Regions from separate parts of the Homo sapiens genome. Here regions 1 and 2 are each linked to region 3. Evidence: chromatin loops called from intact Hi-C (ENCODE). Cell type or tissue: endothelial cell of umbilical vein. All regions are shown on one strand. Each heading gives the region's core, and the rest is flanking DNA. Links, peaks and the distances in the headings are about the cores only. Region 1 has its middle 430 kb from the start of MAGEB5. Region 2 has its middle 540 kb from the start of PPP4R3C. Region 3 has its middle 230 kb from the start of MAGEB5.

What was found. Peaks named below come from ENCODE experiments on the same cell type or tissue, not always from the same donor. Only the 100,000 strongest peaks of a DNase experiment are listed, where the experiment ranks them.
Region 1: a loop joins it to region 3, with 6 times the contacts of the local background. A loop is called at or near these places in 4 of 110 quality-filtered maps.
Region 2: it touches region 3 in a loop (10-fold over the local background); 2 of 110 quality-filtered maps call a loop at or near these places.

The regions. Positions count from the first base shown.
Region 1 is chrX:26,646,705-26,653,010 of GRCh38, forward strand. No RefSeq gene overlaps it. Among named protein-coding and RNA genes, the nearest start is that of MAGEB5, 430 kb to the left of the region's middle. In endothelial cell of umbilical vein, for the core only: CTCF peaks have their summits at 3,026 (motif pointing right) and 5,301 (motif pointing left); no DNase peak of the experiment used is centred there.
Region 2 is chrX:26,916,057-26,921,056 of GRCh38, forward strand. No RefSeq gene overlaps it. Among named protein-coding and RNA genes, the nearest start is that of PPP4R3C, 540 kb to the right of the region's middle. In endothelial cell of umbilical vein, for the core only: CTCF peaks have their summits at 2,755 (motif pointing left) and 2,956; no DNase peak of the experiment used is centred there; H3K27ac peaks cover 689 bases.
Region 3 is chrX:26,439,551-26,444,550 of GRCh38, forward strand. No RefSeq gene overlaps it. Among named protein-coding and RNA genes, the nearest start is that of MAGEB5, 230 kb to the left of the region's middle. In endothelial cell of umbilical vein, for the core only: no CTCF peak of the experiment used is centred there; a DNase peak (open chromatin) is centred at 3,011.

The DNA of each region.
Region 1 (6,306 bases), core at 817-5,816, 210 kb after region 3:
TTTTGCTAGGCAGAAGTTCTTTAGTTTAATTAGGTCTCATTCACCAATTTTTGTTTTTGTTGCAATTGCTTTTGAAGTCTTCATCATGAAATCTTTTCCAGGGCCTATGTCTAGAATGGTATTTCCTAGGCTTTATTCTAGGGTTTTTATACTTGTCAGTTTTATATTTAAGTCTTTAATTCATCCAAGTTGATTTCTGTATATGATAAAAATAAAGGGTCCAGTTTCAATCTTCTGCATATGGCTAGCCAGGTATCCCAGCACAAGTTATTGAATAGTGACTTCTTTCCCCTTGCTTGTTTTTGTTGATTTTGTTGAAGATCAGATGATTGTTGGTGCATGGCTTTATTTTTTGGTTCTTTAACATGTTCCATTGGTCTATGCGTCTGTTTTCACACCAGTACCATGCTGTTTTGGTTATTGTAGCTTTGTACTATAGAAGTCAGGTAGTATGATGACACTGGCATCATTCTTTTTGCTTAGGATTGCTTTGGCTATTTTGCAAATGAATTTTAGAATAGTTATTGCTAATTCTGTGAAAAATTTCATTGGTATTTTGATAGAAATAGCATTGAATCTGTAAGTTGCCATGGGCATTACTGCCATTTTAACAATATTGATTCTTCCTATCCATGAGGATGAAATGTTTTTTCTTTTCTTTTTTTTTGAGATAGAGTTTCACTTTTTCACCCAGGCTGGAGTGAAGTAGCATGATCTCAGCTCACTGCAACCTCCACCCCCTGAGTTCAAGCGATTCTCCTGCCTCAGCCTCCCGAGTAGCTGGGATTATAGGCACCCACCACCATGCCTGGCTAATTTTTGTATTTTTAGTAGAGACGGGGTTTCACCATGTTGGCCAAGCTGGTCTTGAACTCCTGACCTCAGATGATCCACCCACCTCGGCCTCCCAAAGTGCTAAGATTATAGGCATGAGCCACCACGCCTGGCCCATGAAATGTTTTTTCATTCATTTGTATTGTCTCTGATTTTTTTCAGCAATGTTTTGCAAGTCTCATTGTGAATATCTTTCATGTGGTTAGCTGTATTCCTAAGTATTCTATTTTTTTGTGGTTATTGTGAATGGGATTTCATTCTTAATTTGGCCCTCAGCTTAGACATTGTTGGTATACGGAAATGCTACTAATTTTTGTACACTGATTTTTTTTTAATCCTGAAACTTTGCTGAAGTTGTTTTTTTTAGATCTAGAAGATTTTGGGCAGACATGATGGGATTTTCTACTTATCAAATCCTATTGTCTGTAAAGACAGATAGTTTGACTTCCTCACATCTTATTTGGATATATTTATTTATTTTTCTTGCCTGATTGCTCTGGCTAGGACTTCCAGTGCTATGTTGAATAGAAGTGTTATGAACAGGTATCCTTGTCTTGTTCCATTTTTCAAAGGGAATGCTTCCAGCTTTTGCCCATTCAGTATGATTTTGCCATTTATTGTCATAAATGGTTCTTATTATTTTTAGGTATGATCCTGAATGTCTACTTTGTAGTGAGTTTTTAACATGAAGGAATATTGAATTTTATCAGTAGTCTTTGCTGCATCTACTGAGATGATCGTGTGGTTTTTGCTTCTATTTCTCTTTATGTGATGAACCATATGTATTAATGTGTGTATGTTGAATGAACCTTGCATCCCAGAAATAAAGCCTACTTGATCATGGATTAGCTTTCTGACATGCTGCTCAATTCAGTTTGCTAGTATTTTGTTGAAGGACTTTCACATCTACCTTCATCAGGGTTATTGGCCTGAAGTTTTCTTCTTTTGTTGTATCTGTGTCAGATTTTGGTATCAGCATGATGCTGGCTTCATCGATTGAGTTAGGAAGGACTTCCTACTCTTCAACTTTGTGGAGTAGTTTTAACAGGATTGGTACTAGCTTTTCTTTATACATCTGTTAGGATTTGGCTGTAAATCTGTCTGGTCCAGGGCTTTTTCTGGCATGTAGGCTGTTTATTATTGATTCAATTTCAGAATTAATTATTGGTTTGTTCAAGTTTTCAATTTCTTCCTGATTCAATCTTGGAGGTCATATTGATACAGCTTTGATGACTGGAAGAACACCAGGGTTTTTGGTTTCACGCCAATAGGATTAACAACATGAACACATGTGGAATGGTTTTCAGGAATGAAAAGTTTAATAGGCAAGAAAGAAGGAAAAAAGAAGAGAACAGCTCCCCTGTACAGAGACAAGGTGGGGGAGTTTGGAACAAAGAGAAAACACCCTGTGTGGCAGAAAAGTGGTTGGTTATATGCAAGGCTAGAGGAGGTGGTGTGTGATTTGCATAGGGCCCAGGGGATTGGTTTGACCAGGTGTGGCACTTACGTAGCCCATGAAAAACCTGGCCCTCCCACCTTAGCCCTTTAATATGCAAATGCGTGTCGCTATGATGTTTTGAACACATGGTGTTATCTGGAGGTGGCCATCACACTTGGCACAGGTGGTGACAAGGAGAAGATGGCAGGAATCACCATATTGAGTGAACCCAGTTTCTAATGGCCGGCATTTGCATATCAAAGCTGGCCAGTTGGCCCTTTAAGCTATCTTTTCTGTTAGAGAAGAGATGGTTTGGGGGTTGTTTCTTATTACAGGAAAATTTCCACCAAGAACCTTTACCTTTACTATCTGCTTAAAATAACTTCTTAATAACTCCTGTATTATTCCCCCTCAAAGAGAAGTAAACCTAACTGCTGCTAGGGGTGTTGGACGATGATTTTTTTTGCTACTACCTGCTGAAAAGGGTCATTGTGTGGGGGAAAAGCAGCTGGTCCTTCCTTTGAGGTTGATCTAAGGGTTTTTGGAAGAATGGCATGTTTATGTGTGGTTTTGCTCGCAGCACCATTTGGAGTTTAATTTTTTTTAAGCAAAAAGAGATAAATTTTATAAGGTTTACAATATAGGGTTAGAATATGAGTATTAAGATTACCACAGCTAGTGGGGGTTCTATAGACCATGACTGACAGTAGAGTTTGACACGTTAGTTACACCAATAGATTGCAATACCGGTTTCTTCCCACTAGATGTCGCTGTACATTACAAGAAACGTTAATATAAATAACTTTTTCTAGTGAAAAGCATACATTTGGGCCAGGTGCCATGGCTCATGCCTGTAATCCCAGCACTTTGGGAGGCTGGGGGAGGGGGGGGGCAGATCACGAGGTCAGGAGTTCGAGACCAGCCTGGCCACTATGGTGGAACCCCATCTCTACTAAAAAATACAAAAATTAGCCGGGTGTGGTGGTGCGCCTGTAGTTCCAGTTACTCAGGAGGCTGAAGCAGGACAATCACTTGAACCCAGGAGGCGGAGGCTGCAGCGAGCCGAGATTGCACCACTGCACTCCAGCCTGGGTGACAAAGTGAGACTCCGTCTCAAAAGGAAAAAAAAAAAAAAAAAAGAAAAGAAAAGCATACATTTCCCCCTTGTCTTGCCATTAGAGAATAACCTTAGGCTTTAGGCCATTTTTATAACTTGGATTATGATTGGGAGAAATACATCATTGGGTGGCTAAAATAACTTCAGTGTTAATTATGACAATTCCTTTTCTTTAATTATTATTTTTTAATGACTTTCACAGACTCTCTTAGAGCATACTTAAACTTTTTTACTTGTCCTAAACATTCTTCCTTTAAACAACCAGTCATTTCCTTTTAGGGCAAGTATTTACCATACAAAATTCTTTCTCATATAAAATGTCTTTCTTTATAACTTTCTTTTCATAGCTTAGAGTGCATTATATTACCAATCTTTAGTAAAAAGTCCTATTAAACTTAATGATGGTAAAACTTCAATGCTTACTTCTTATTTGTAACTATTACTCCTGCTATAAGCAAAACAACCTTGACTAAATTTTTCCTGCAATTATTAATCCTGTTATAAGGATGACAATCAGGCAAAATATTATAGCAATTAGAATTTTATAACCAGAATTCCACACTGTGGGTGCCACAGTGTATAGTTCTATTGCAAATAGTAGTGTGACTATAACAATTTTCACAATAGTGGCATAGTAAATAATTTTTGTTTAAAATTTTATTTGGCAAGATATAACATTTCTCTTTGGGGATTTACAGAGTTACAAATGCAATCCCATGTATAATTAAAATTTCCCTGCAAATATGCATTAAAAAGAAGTTTTAATATTTGATGGCAAATTTTGAGAGGAAAGGGCAGAAATGACAAAAAGTATTTGTTGAGGTAAAGGTGGGACTGAGTAAGATGAGTAGCCCTTACTCGGTTACTTATTTTTTTTTATGATTTTTAGCTTAAGATTTTCTATTTCTTTACATTAATATTCAGGACATTCCTCTGGGCTGTCAGGGGTTCCTCCCTCAGCTCTTCAGGCTTTGATTTGAGTGTGATGTATTCAGGAGTTGATTCCTGTAACTTTTACTGCTGAGAAGGTTGAAAGAAGAACAGTGTAGGGCCCTACCCAGCTTGGCTTAGGGAAGGAGAGACATGAGAGTTTTTACTAATACTAAATTTTCTGGGTTAAACAAAGGTGGTTTTCTTTTGGGGGGTGGGGCTTCTGCTAATTGTGTTCATTCTTGTTGGAAGTGAGCTAGAGAGGTTACATGCTTAACCAATTTACAGGTTTCCTGCCTGAAAACAACTTTTGAGCACATTGATAAGTTTTATCCTTTCCCAAGTGAAAAGGTTGGTGAAGGATTTTAAGGACTTTTTATTGGCTGGAGGCTGGCAAATAGAGTTTGCCATCCTGACTGTAGCTATTCTGAGGCTGAAAAGTATGCCCTTGAGAAGTGGCCTATTTTATTTTTGCAGGGAAATACCAAGGCTTATTTTTTTTTTTTTTATGGAGCCTTTTTAGATTAGAAGAGGCTTGAAGTGCATTAATGCCTTGAAGCTTTCATGCCTTTGACTTAGCTGCCTGATCAGCTAACTTATTTTCTTTGGCTACCTTATTTATTTCTTTTTGATGTTCCTTACAATGTATCCTTGCTACTTTTTGTGGATGAAAAACTGAGTATAATAACCTGCTAATTTTCTGGTGATATTTTACAGGAGATCCATTAGTGGTAAGAAAATGTTTTTCCTTTAAAATGGCAGCATGAGCATGGAGAACTAAGAAAGCATATTTGGAGTTAGTGTAAATGTTAGTTATCTTTCCCTTGCTTAATTTAAGTGCTTTTGTAAGAGTTATTAGCTTAGCTAATTGATCACTTGTGTTTGGGGAGAGTGACTACTGCTTATCCTGCCTTATGTACTTCTTGCTTTACCAGCTGTTTGCTAGCTAAGAGCTCCCCCTAGAGGACAGTGATCCTGCCACATTATGTGGGCTGTAAACAGTTAATTTATTAATTTATTTCCTAGGGTTAACTTGCAGGCCTTTTTTTTTTTTAGAGCTATTATGACAATTTCTGGGCATTCTTTCTTTTAGGCTTTCTTCTGGTCCCTATTATAAAAGACCAAAGTGGCCACCTTCAGGAGGTTCTTTAAGGTGCTATCTGGTTTTATAGTTTGCTTTTGTAGTTTCTTTTTAACATCAAGAGCTGCCTGTGTAATAAACTTGTCCTTCAGGATGAGTTGTCTTTTAACTGAATAAAGGGATAAGGAGGTGTACGCTATTAGTGCCTGTCTTAGCCTTTCCATAAAGGCTACAGGATTCTTATTTGGCTTTTGGTCCATTATAGAGAGTTTAGAGTAATTGAGAGATTTGGCCCTGGTTTTCCATAGGCCTTGTAAAATCCATATGAAAAAGTGCTTTCTTTTCCATTCATCTCCTGAGTCATTGGGTTTCAATTGGATATTTTACCAGAATTGCTTCTCTCCCTATTGTGAATGATGTTTCTGCTATTTCTTCACTTTCTCTATCTGCTTTCTTCCCTTTGGTGTATTATAGGAGATATATTGCTTATCTCCGAAATTATTTGTGGCTTGCAGAACTATCTGCTTTTTGCTGCAGTGAGGGTCTGGTTTAGGAGCAGCATAACATTCCTCCATATGAGGTTAAACACCTGAGTTAAATTTTGGAAAGCTTTCATATACCTGTCAGGGTATTTAGAAAATCAGCTTAAGTTTCCCTTTATTTACCTCAGGTCTTGTAATGAGAAGAGAACTTGAGGGGTCCCCAAATAAGGGGGATCCTCAGATGGTTCCACTGAAAGTTGGTTTTTTAATTTTGGGAAACTATTCTTCCAGGGCTTGCCCAATATGATTGCCAAAAGAGTTGGGTTGATCTTACAACGCTTGCAAAGATTTAGTAAAAATGCCATGCCCTTGTGCAAAAGAAAATGAGTTGCTTTTCTCTATAGTTTTGAGGTTAAGGAAGTTC
Region 2 (5,000 bases), core at 1-5,000, 480 kb after region 3:
TTGTTGTGGTCAAAGATAACTATGATTATATGGGTTTATTTTTAAGATTAAAAAAAGACTTAGTGTCAAATATGATATGGTCCAAAATTAGAATTTGGTTTACTCTCTGTTAAAATAACAGAATTTACTTGGACTATTAGTCTGTTCTTAATGAGAGGTTATGAAAAAAATAGATTTCTTCTTTACCTTCAGAATAATCTGTCTAGAAATTAAAGATCTTTTATTATCAGAATTATTTCCCCTGCTTTATGTTGACTTTACTATGCCCTTGATTATTTAGGAGAACAGAGTCTTGTCAATTTTAAAAGCTAATAAGGTTTTATAAAGTCATATTACCTCCTATATTTACTTCTGAAATTTTGTATAGTCATTTGATTAAATAAGAAGCCAAATATTGTTTTTCAGCAACCCATGATTTTATTTGATCAACTGTTGAAATCTCCTGACAACTTTTGATATTTTGTCTTCCAGAAATCAAATCCTAAATAATATCTTCCTGATCTCAAGCTTTGAGATTTCCTGGGGGATTCCTGGAAAATTACAAAGGCTCTTTCATCTTGTTAAAAGAGAGGGGCTAGAATAATATATCAAATTATTGAAATGTTATGAGTTACATAGGAAGTATTGTCAAATCAGAAGAAATGCCTGACCTTTCCTAGTTTAAATTTGTATGAATAAAATGTTACTAATATAAATATTTGACAAATTGTATGAAGTTATTTGAGATTTGTCAATGTTCATGCTGTCTATGATATATCGTGCTATAGTTTTGCCTGATATAAGACAACAGTGTAGTGTTATTGGTCAACTTCACTTTTTTTTTATGTTGTATGCCACAGAAGCAACCAAATTTCCATGTCAATTGGAATATTTTTGTTGAACTCATTATATCATTAACCATGGCTATTTTCTCTTTGCCATTCACAGGTAGTTTTGTTTCACTCTAATGCTTCCCTTAACGTGCTTAGCCAGAGTACTTTGGTTATAAACCGGAGTACTTTGTCTTCAACAAGAAGGGACTGTCTCAGAGACCCAGGAAAAGGTCTATGCCAGGCAGTATGGGGCACAGACTTCTGAGGAATTGTTAAGATAATATTGACAACATACCATGGACTGAGTCAAGCTATCCAGTAATCTAGTGAAGAAGCTGATGAGTTCATGAGACTGCCGGTTCAAACTCAGCATGATTTTATCGTCTTTCAAGAAGGAGAGAATGTAAATAAATTAGCTAACTTTGGAATCTTGCATTCTCATTTGTTTAGTAGTTATTTAAATTCATTAAATTGCTTCATATAAGTAACCATTATTCTTGACGGTAAAATTAAGTTTTTCTGTGCCTGGCTTATTTCACTTAGCATAATGTCTTCCTTGGTCATCCATGTTATTACAAATGGTAAGATGTTTTTCTTTTGCGAGACTGATCTTATTTTCTCAAGATGACTGACTGGAAACATCAGATGCCAGTTCTCAGAAAGATCAAAGTTACAACTGAATGGTCATGATGTGAACAGAAAGCTAAAGGAAGAGAGCCGGGACTGTTGCAGAGCCCACAGGAAAAAGCTGGGACACAGAAAAGGAAGGTAGCAAGAGTCTGGCAGAGATTGACCTCCGAGGAATTTGAAGTCCCACAGAGGGAGTAAGTGTGCTGTTTCTTTGCTCCACTCATTCCTGTGACAAACTGCTGACTGACAAATTATTGGGGAGCACCTCTGCCCTCATTAACCCCTGCAATGCTGTCAGTGGCAATTTGGGAACTTCCTGGGAATAGAGCCCCAGGTGGCCTTCTTATACAGATGTGCTTGCATTCCTCTCAGGTCCAAACTGAGATGGCAGAAACCATACTGGTTGTGCCCCTATTGTGGGCCACTGTCCTGCTCAGGGAACCTCATCCTTTGTGTCACTGCATCGCCAGATTCCCTGCAAATGTACCCAAGAACCTGCTCTGACTTGGCAACCACGGGGACTGGTGGAACCATGAGGAATTGCAGAATCCCTGGAGATGTAACCTTCCACACAGGCCACCCTTAAGGGAGTGGGGAGCATAGCCCACAAAAGCACCCCTTGTGACAAAGGAAACATGGGTCCAGTGCGGATCTCTGAAGGAGGCAGCACCAATGACCAGGAATAGATGTGTGTGTGTGGAGGGGGGTGGGTGGGGGGGTGTCATCTCCCATTCCCCTTGTCCACTGTTCCAGATGCAGCAGAGGCTTTCTCCACTGCAGACTGTCACGAATGCACTTGAAGACAGCCTTTCCAGTGCTATTCACAGAAACTGCACCCCCGTTGAAAGTGAGCTTGTACCCCACTGGCATGCATGATGGGCAGGGCCCAATCTCCCCCTCCGTACATAGAGGAGCAGCATCGCAGCAACAGAAGGCAGTCAAGCCATGAAGCCTGGTCTGGACTGGAAGAAGAAGCATTGTCCTGGGGTCATTTCAGTCCTGGGGTCATTTCAAAATATTCTTCTGCCAGAATATTTTCTCTGACCTCAGTAACACTGTGGCCAGAGTCAAAGGACACTGTCTATATGAACTGAAGGTCATGAGCTCTGTGACAGGGGCACAACAGGGAAGCAAATCACATTCCTCCCTGCCCAGGACTAGAGACAGATGTAACCCCCCAACTTCTTCCCCCAAGACCTCAGTACATCCCAACACAACTCTCCCTGCCTGCCCCCATCAGGATGGGTTGCCTCCACTTATCAAAGGGCTACCAAATGTTACTCTTAAGCGCCACCTACTGGAATGGAGACTGCTGCATCACTGAATAAAAATCCCTGCTGTCCGAAGAGCACAGGGTTAGTGCATGAGATAAGCTTCCTGAGACCGCTGCATTCCCAGTCACGCAGGGCATAGTGTATTGGCTCATATGCCCAACACATTGCTAAGGCAAGCAGCATTTGAGAAAACCACCACACATGATTCCATATCTTTGTTACTGTGAATGTGCTGCAATGAACATGGGAATGCAGATAACGCATCAAAACACTGGTTTCACTTCTTTTGGATATATACCCAGCAATGAGGTTGCTGGATCATATTTTTAATTTTCTGGGGAACCTCCATGCTGTTTTTTTATAACGACTTTACCCATTTACATTCCCACCAATAGTGAACAAGTGTTTTCTTTTCTCCACGTCTCCACCAACACTTATTATCTTTTGCTTTTTTGATAAAATACACTCTAATACGTATGAGGTGATATCTCATTGCGGTTTTAATTTACATTTCCCTGATGGTTAGTGATGTTGAGAATTTTTTCATATCTGCATTGGCCATTTGTATGTCTTCTTTTAAGAAATATCTAAGTCTTTTGTCCATTTTTAATTCTGTTATTTATTTTCTTGCTATTGATTTGTTTAAGTTCCTTATAGATTTTGGATATTAACCCCTACCAGATGTAGCAAACTGAATTCAATGGCACATTAAAAGGATGGTTCACTATGATCAGGTGGGATTCAAGAATGGATCACCATATGCAAATCAATAAATGTGATACACCCCATTAACAGAATGAAGAACAAAAACCATATGATCATCTCAATAGATGTAGAAATGCATTTGACAAAATTCAACATTTTTTATGATAAAAACTCTCAACAAATTAGTTATAGAAGCAATGTACCTCAACACCATAAAGGTCGTGTATCACAAGCCCACATAACATAATATGCAATGGTGAAAAGTTAAAGCTTTTCCTCTAAGATCAGGCACAGTATAAGCATGCCCAATCTTGCCGTTTCTATTCAACATAATAATGGAAATCCTAGCCAAAGTGATTAGGAAAGAGAAACAATAAAAAACATCCAACTCATAGATAAGGGAGTTAAATTGTTTCTGTTTACAGACAAAATGATTATATATATATATATATATATATATATATATATAATTGTTGGAAATAATAAATGAATTCAATAAAGTTTTGAGATACAAAAGTAATGTACAAATATCAGTAGTGTTTATATGCAATAACAACAAACTCTCCAAAAAACAAATCAAGAAAATTATCCCATTTAAAATAGCTACAAAAATATAAAATACTTAGCCATAAATTTAACCAAGAAGGTAAAAGATGTGTATATTGAAAACCATAAAACATTGATGAAAGGAATTGAAGAAGATACAAATAAATGGAAGGATATTTTGTGTTCCTGGAGTGGAGTAATTAATATTGTTAAAATGTCCATACTACCCAAAGTGATCTACAGATTCAATGCAATGCAATCCCTATAAAAATTCCAATTACATTTTTCCCAGAAGTGGAAAAAATCCTAAAATTTGTACGAAACCACAAACGACCCTGAATAGCCAAAGCAATATTGAACAAAAGTGACTAAGCTGGAGGCATTGCACTTGCTGTTCTCAAAATGTACTACAAAGGTATAGTAATCAAAACAGCAGAGACTGGCGTCAAAACAGACTTATACATCAAAGAAACAGAGTAAAGAGCCCAGAAATAAATCCATGAGTTGACAGTTACCTGATCTTTTTACAAAAGGGCCGAGAACACACAATGGAAAAAAGAGAGTCTCTTCAATTAAATGGTGTTGGTTAAGTGGATATCCACAAGCAGAAGAATGAAATTAGATCTTTATCTCACCCCATATACAAAAATCAACTCAAAATGGATTAAAAACTTAAATATAAGACCAGAAATTATAAGCCTACTAAAAGAAAACATAGGTAAAACTTCTTGACATTGGTCTTGGCAAATATTTTTTGAATATGACACCAAAAGCACCAGCAAAAAATAAAAAATTAAAAAATTTAAAAAAATAGACAAATGGGATTGCGTCAAACTAAAAAGCTAAAAAGCTTCTGTACAACAGTGGAAACAATCACCAGTGAAAAGACCACCTACAGAATGAGATAAAATATTTGCAAACCATAGAGTAGGTGTTTTAAAATGTATAAGATAATAAAATGAATTATATGCCCATATATAGGCAAACTTATGAAAAATTGAAAATATTTTAGAAAATAAACATTTATTGATTT
Region 3 (5,000 bases), core at 1-5,000:
CATCCTGTAGGTATAATGATCACAGTTCCTTTGTTCAAAGATACCCCATTAGCCAGCCAATTATGTTGGTGATCTGTTAGCCTCCTTTACAGCCCAAATGCTCCCTGCTCTCTAATTCATATGAACTTTTAAGAATGCCATATGTTCAAATTGCTTCACTCCATACTTATTTCCTTTCCCACTATTATCCCCATCTGTGTAACTGCAGGCTTTGGGGAATGGATACTTAGCTTTTCATTGGTTTTAAATCCAAGTTACTGCCCGGTTTATTTACATGTGTTTTATTTAATTGCTTTCTTCGGGTATTTAATTTGTTTCATGTTTACTTGACTAAAAATCTTGGTTAAAAACAGTCTGTTCTGAGAGAATGTGAAAAGTTTCCATGTCATCCATCTTACTCTAAGTTTGCAATTCTAAGGATATGGCCATCTATATCTCAATGTGGTTGAAGAAAATCATCCTCCCTTTCTTGCTGCAGAAGAGTTCTCAGAGTCTTCATTTCCTACAACTCTATCGTCTTTCTTTTATTTGTGCCATTTAGCTTAGGTGAGGAACAGACTTAAAGCGCCCAAATAATGGCTATGTGACTGGTGATGGAGTGTTAGCAAAGTGATGTAATTCTTATTGTAACACTGAAAGGTTATAATAAACCTTAGGAATATCTGATTAACTTGATATTTTCATTAATATCAGCACTCTCAGTATTTGCTTTAAGATTGATTTTGACTGTCTCTTCCAATGCTGAAACATCCACATGATCTGTATATGCTCCTGAAGAACTGGCTGGTGTACATGGTGAAGATAGAATTATCTAAATGGTCACATTGCTTTGGACCAACATGATATTCTTGGTTAAGAGTTTTCTGAAAAGGTCTGTTAGGAGAACTTTTTGTCATTGTTTTTCCACAAAAGAGACAGTTTAATAGAATACTTTATCCCCTGCCCCTACTTTTTAAAAACGAGTAAATGATTCCATGAATGATATAGGATTATCCTTCTGCAGTACATAGCAAGTAATAAGAAACTGTGAATCATACTGTAAGCTATTTGGGTCAAGTTTCTTCCTATTTAGAGGCAAAAGCTTTACTATATATTTCAGAATATACAATTTCTAAGAGCAGAATATGGAGGACTTCAGAAAGGCATTCTAAAAGTTGATCACAGGCTTTAATCTACTTTATGAGTCCCCTTATTAGGGCATAGATGTGAGGTTTATAGAAGAATTATTTATTTTATTTTGGCTATCCTTCTCAAATTGGAGGTCTGAAGGTATATCTCAGGGAGTACCAAATGGATAAAAAGTTCAAGATAAGTATGACGCATCTTCTGTCAATTCCATTCTACTTAAAGCTATGAAGAGAAGAAAATCAAGTAACTTAATTGCAAATAATTTTATATTTATTTTAAATTAAAACATGTTATATATCAATGTATTATTGAATAAAAGTGTTTTTGATGAGACATGTGACTTCAAAATTATTCCACTCTGCTGGTGAGCTCCTATGTGTAATAACCCTTTGCTGCCAGGGGAACATGGCCATTCCCTTCTGTCACTAGTGTTACCTTTGTAGAAATGTTTCATACAGCATAACCTGGTATAATTTGAAGAGTTATTTTATTGTTTCTCACAGAAAAGCCCATTCAGAAGGGTTTTTGAGATATCAACATGTTTGACAATAAGAAATATTTGTTAATCCATATCCATACACACATACACATTTAAGAAGAAAAATTGGGTAAACCACCATAGAGATGACACACTTTCTCTTCATATCTTATTACTGCCATGAATGTTTGCAAATAATGGGCAGCCAATGATCATGACACAGGCTTATCAAGGCAAATTGACATTGATTCATGCATATTACATTTTTATACATACTGTATTCGAACCACATACTCAAACTGAGGTGAGACTAACTCATCATCTCTTTACTTCTTAAGATAATGAAAGAATAAGTAATTGGTATCTGAATTGAGGTAATTCTAAATAATATCATGCATGGGTATTCATAAAGTACTTAGGTTGGATTAAGAAGCTGAATACATAATTCAGGTTACCAGTATTATTTTATAAAATACTTTGATTTTCTGGTAATGTAAACTTACTGTGAGTACCACAGCATAATATTATTACAACAAAATCCCAATTCATTAGAACCTCAGTCATTGGAAATTAACGATATTTTGAATTATGCTGTACCAAATTGAGCTGGGCTTCTGCGCTATTTATCGAGATAGTAAAATCACCATGCAAGAGTTCAGAATAACTGACTTCTATAAAGGAAGAACCATATTATATTGGCATAATGTCAAATAAGAAACACATGCTAATTAGTCTGTTAATTGTGTCCAATAAGATAACTTGCCAGTAATATCAAAGTTTGTTTCTTAAATGTGTAAGCTGGGGATGTAATATTATATGTCTAACAGTAGTTATTTGTGTTAATTTAAACTTTCCTCTAATTCACAATTTCATTTTTTAGTTGATCTAAGATGTGTATGTCACATTTACCAAAATATTCTGACATCTAAATCCATTCATAAGAGATTTGTAGTCATTGGTATCTACCATTACTGAATAGCCTTTTGAACTGAACATATATGTACATGAAGTTATAGCTTGCCTGTTGTCAGTGCACACTTGCATATAATTTTGACTAACAAAAGAAAACTAGAAAGGCAAAAATTACATTTCACAGACACTACTTTTTATTTAGATTTCTCTTTTAGGGATGACAGATATGAATGTTTTTTCTTAAAAGCTTTGCCATTGGTGCACACACACTATTCATTCTCTTTTGCTATTTCTTTCTCCCTCCCTCCCTTCTTCTATTTTAAAAGGAAAATTAAAGATATATTGGTGAAAAACAAATCAACAGATAGCTGAATAAAATGATCACTTAAGATGCTTAGGAAAAAAAGAAAATCCCAACAACCTGCTTTGCTACTCTGGATCAGCACAGCAACATACAGTTCCAAGTCTCCTATAGAGGGAGCTGCTGCACTACTAAACATTGAAGACCTGGCCTTCAGTTAGATGTGGACAATTTTAAGTCTATTTTACATAAATATAAAAGAAATACTAAGGGCTTATTAACATGTCATTGCGGAACAAAATTTTGTTTTCTTTCTCCACAATGTCACAGATGTCAACTGAATGTGTCTAATGAAATTGATACTACAATCTGTTGGTAAAGCACAGTATTTTGTTTTGTTTTTGGAAGAACATAGGCCAGGTGTCAAGGCAGTGTATTAAATGTGGGTTGCCTCATACACAAAAATATAGATAACTTTACAAAAGAAGAAAATGATATAATTTCAAAGGAGTGAGGTACCAAGGAGTACCTAGCCCCACTCATTCTCCTGCACCAATAACACAGAAAATATTACAAAACAATACACATTTTAATAAATTTATGTCAAAATTAATGACTGATACTTGGTAATGAGGTTTTGTAACAAATTATTGAACCATCATGGAGGAGAAAGAGGAAGTAATTAAGATGATATTTGTCAACTTTTCTTTATATGCTGAGAAGCACCAAGATATAACTTGCTAAATTTAATTAAATTCTGATGGAAACCTCAATGTCTTTATTGCCTGACTGTTAGCTGAGGGTTATGAATACTAATTATTTGCAGTTGTTGTTTCAAGATAATCAAACATGATAAGTTGAAGTATAAATCAGTTATTGGGAAAGAAATAGTTTAAAATATTAAATAACAATAATAATGCTATTGATGAACTAAAATAAAATAATTTTAAGATTTAAGGCAAAGTTTCTAGTGTTAAAAAAGTATTAGTCAATGAGGATATTTAAAATCCAGCAAAGTTGTGCTTAAGCAACAAAATTATATCTTGTGTAAAAGTAAGCATTTAAATTGAAAATATAGTATCTTTTAATGGTGAAATTTATAGAAATTGCTGTGTTATTTGCTTTCTCAATTTACCCAAAAAATCATAAATATTTTAGTGGATTTTATATTTGAGTTCAAGCAATGTATTCAATTTTATGATTATGTTTTTAGATAACAGAGCCAGTTACATTATACAAGTTTAAATTTTTATAATGCTTTACACCTGGCTGATTTATACAGACCATGAACAGACCATTTACAATATTTCTCTGAAGCTTTATTTTCCCTTTATAGTCACTAAATTCAATGCTGAATCAAGCTCGTAAATTACATAAATTAATGGTTAGTACAGTTACTAGAGCTCTTTCCACATGCTAAAATCTTAATCATAACTTTTGTAATGTGTAAATTGACAGAGTGAAAGGCTAACAGTTTTTTTATCCCCAACCAATTTTTAATTATTCTGAAATTTACTATATTGATGATAAAGAACAATAAATTTGCAAGTTTATAGCAATGGCACAGAATGATTTCTGCTGAGGATCTGAAAGAATGTAATGTGTACACAAAACTGAGTTTGTAGCAAAAACATTTTCATAGAAATGAAACAAAAATGAATATCCTTTACAGGTTCAGACTTTTACTGATATCACAAAAATTTATTGATATTATTTCTCTGAAACTGGGATGTATCAAAAGAACTAGTGGAAATTTGTAGGATAAATGATTATTCTCATCTACAAGGCTGTTTTATACTACCTTTCATCTTAGGGCTTTTAGCATATGAATCGACTTACTGAATAAATAATGTTTCCATTATTAAGACATAATAAATAATAGTTTTTAGCATATGCATCAACTTACTGAATAGTTTTTAGCATATAAATCAACTTACTGAATAAATAATGTATGCACTCAACCAGATTTGAAACAAAAGAAGAAAGTGAAATCTGGGGTTAATAAATTAGTTAATTTGAAAAGTAACATTATTATTTAATTTAACAAGCAATCCTACAAAATTAGCTGGGTGTGGTGGCATGCACCTGTAATCCCAGCTACTGGGGAGGCTGAGGCAGGAGAATCACTTGAACCCAGGAGGCAGAGGTTGCAGTGAGCCGAGATTGCACCATTGCACTCCA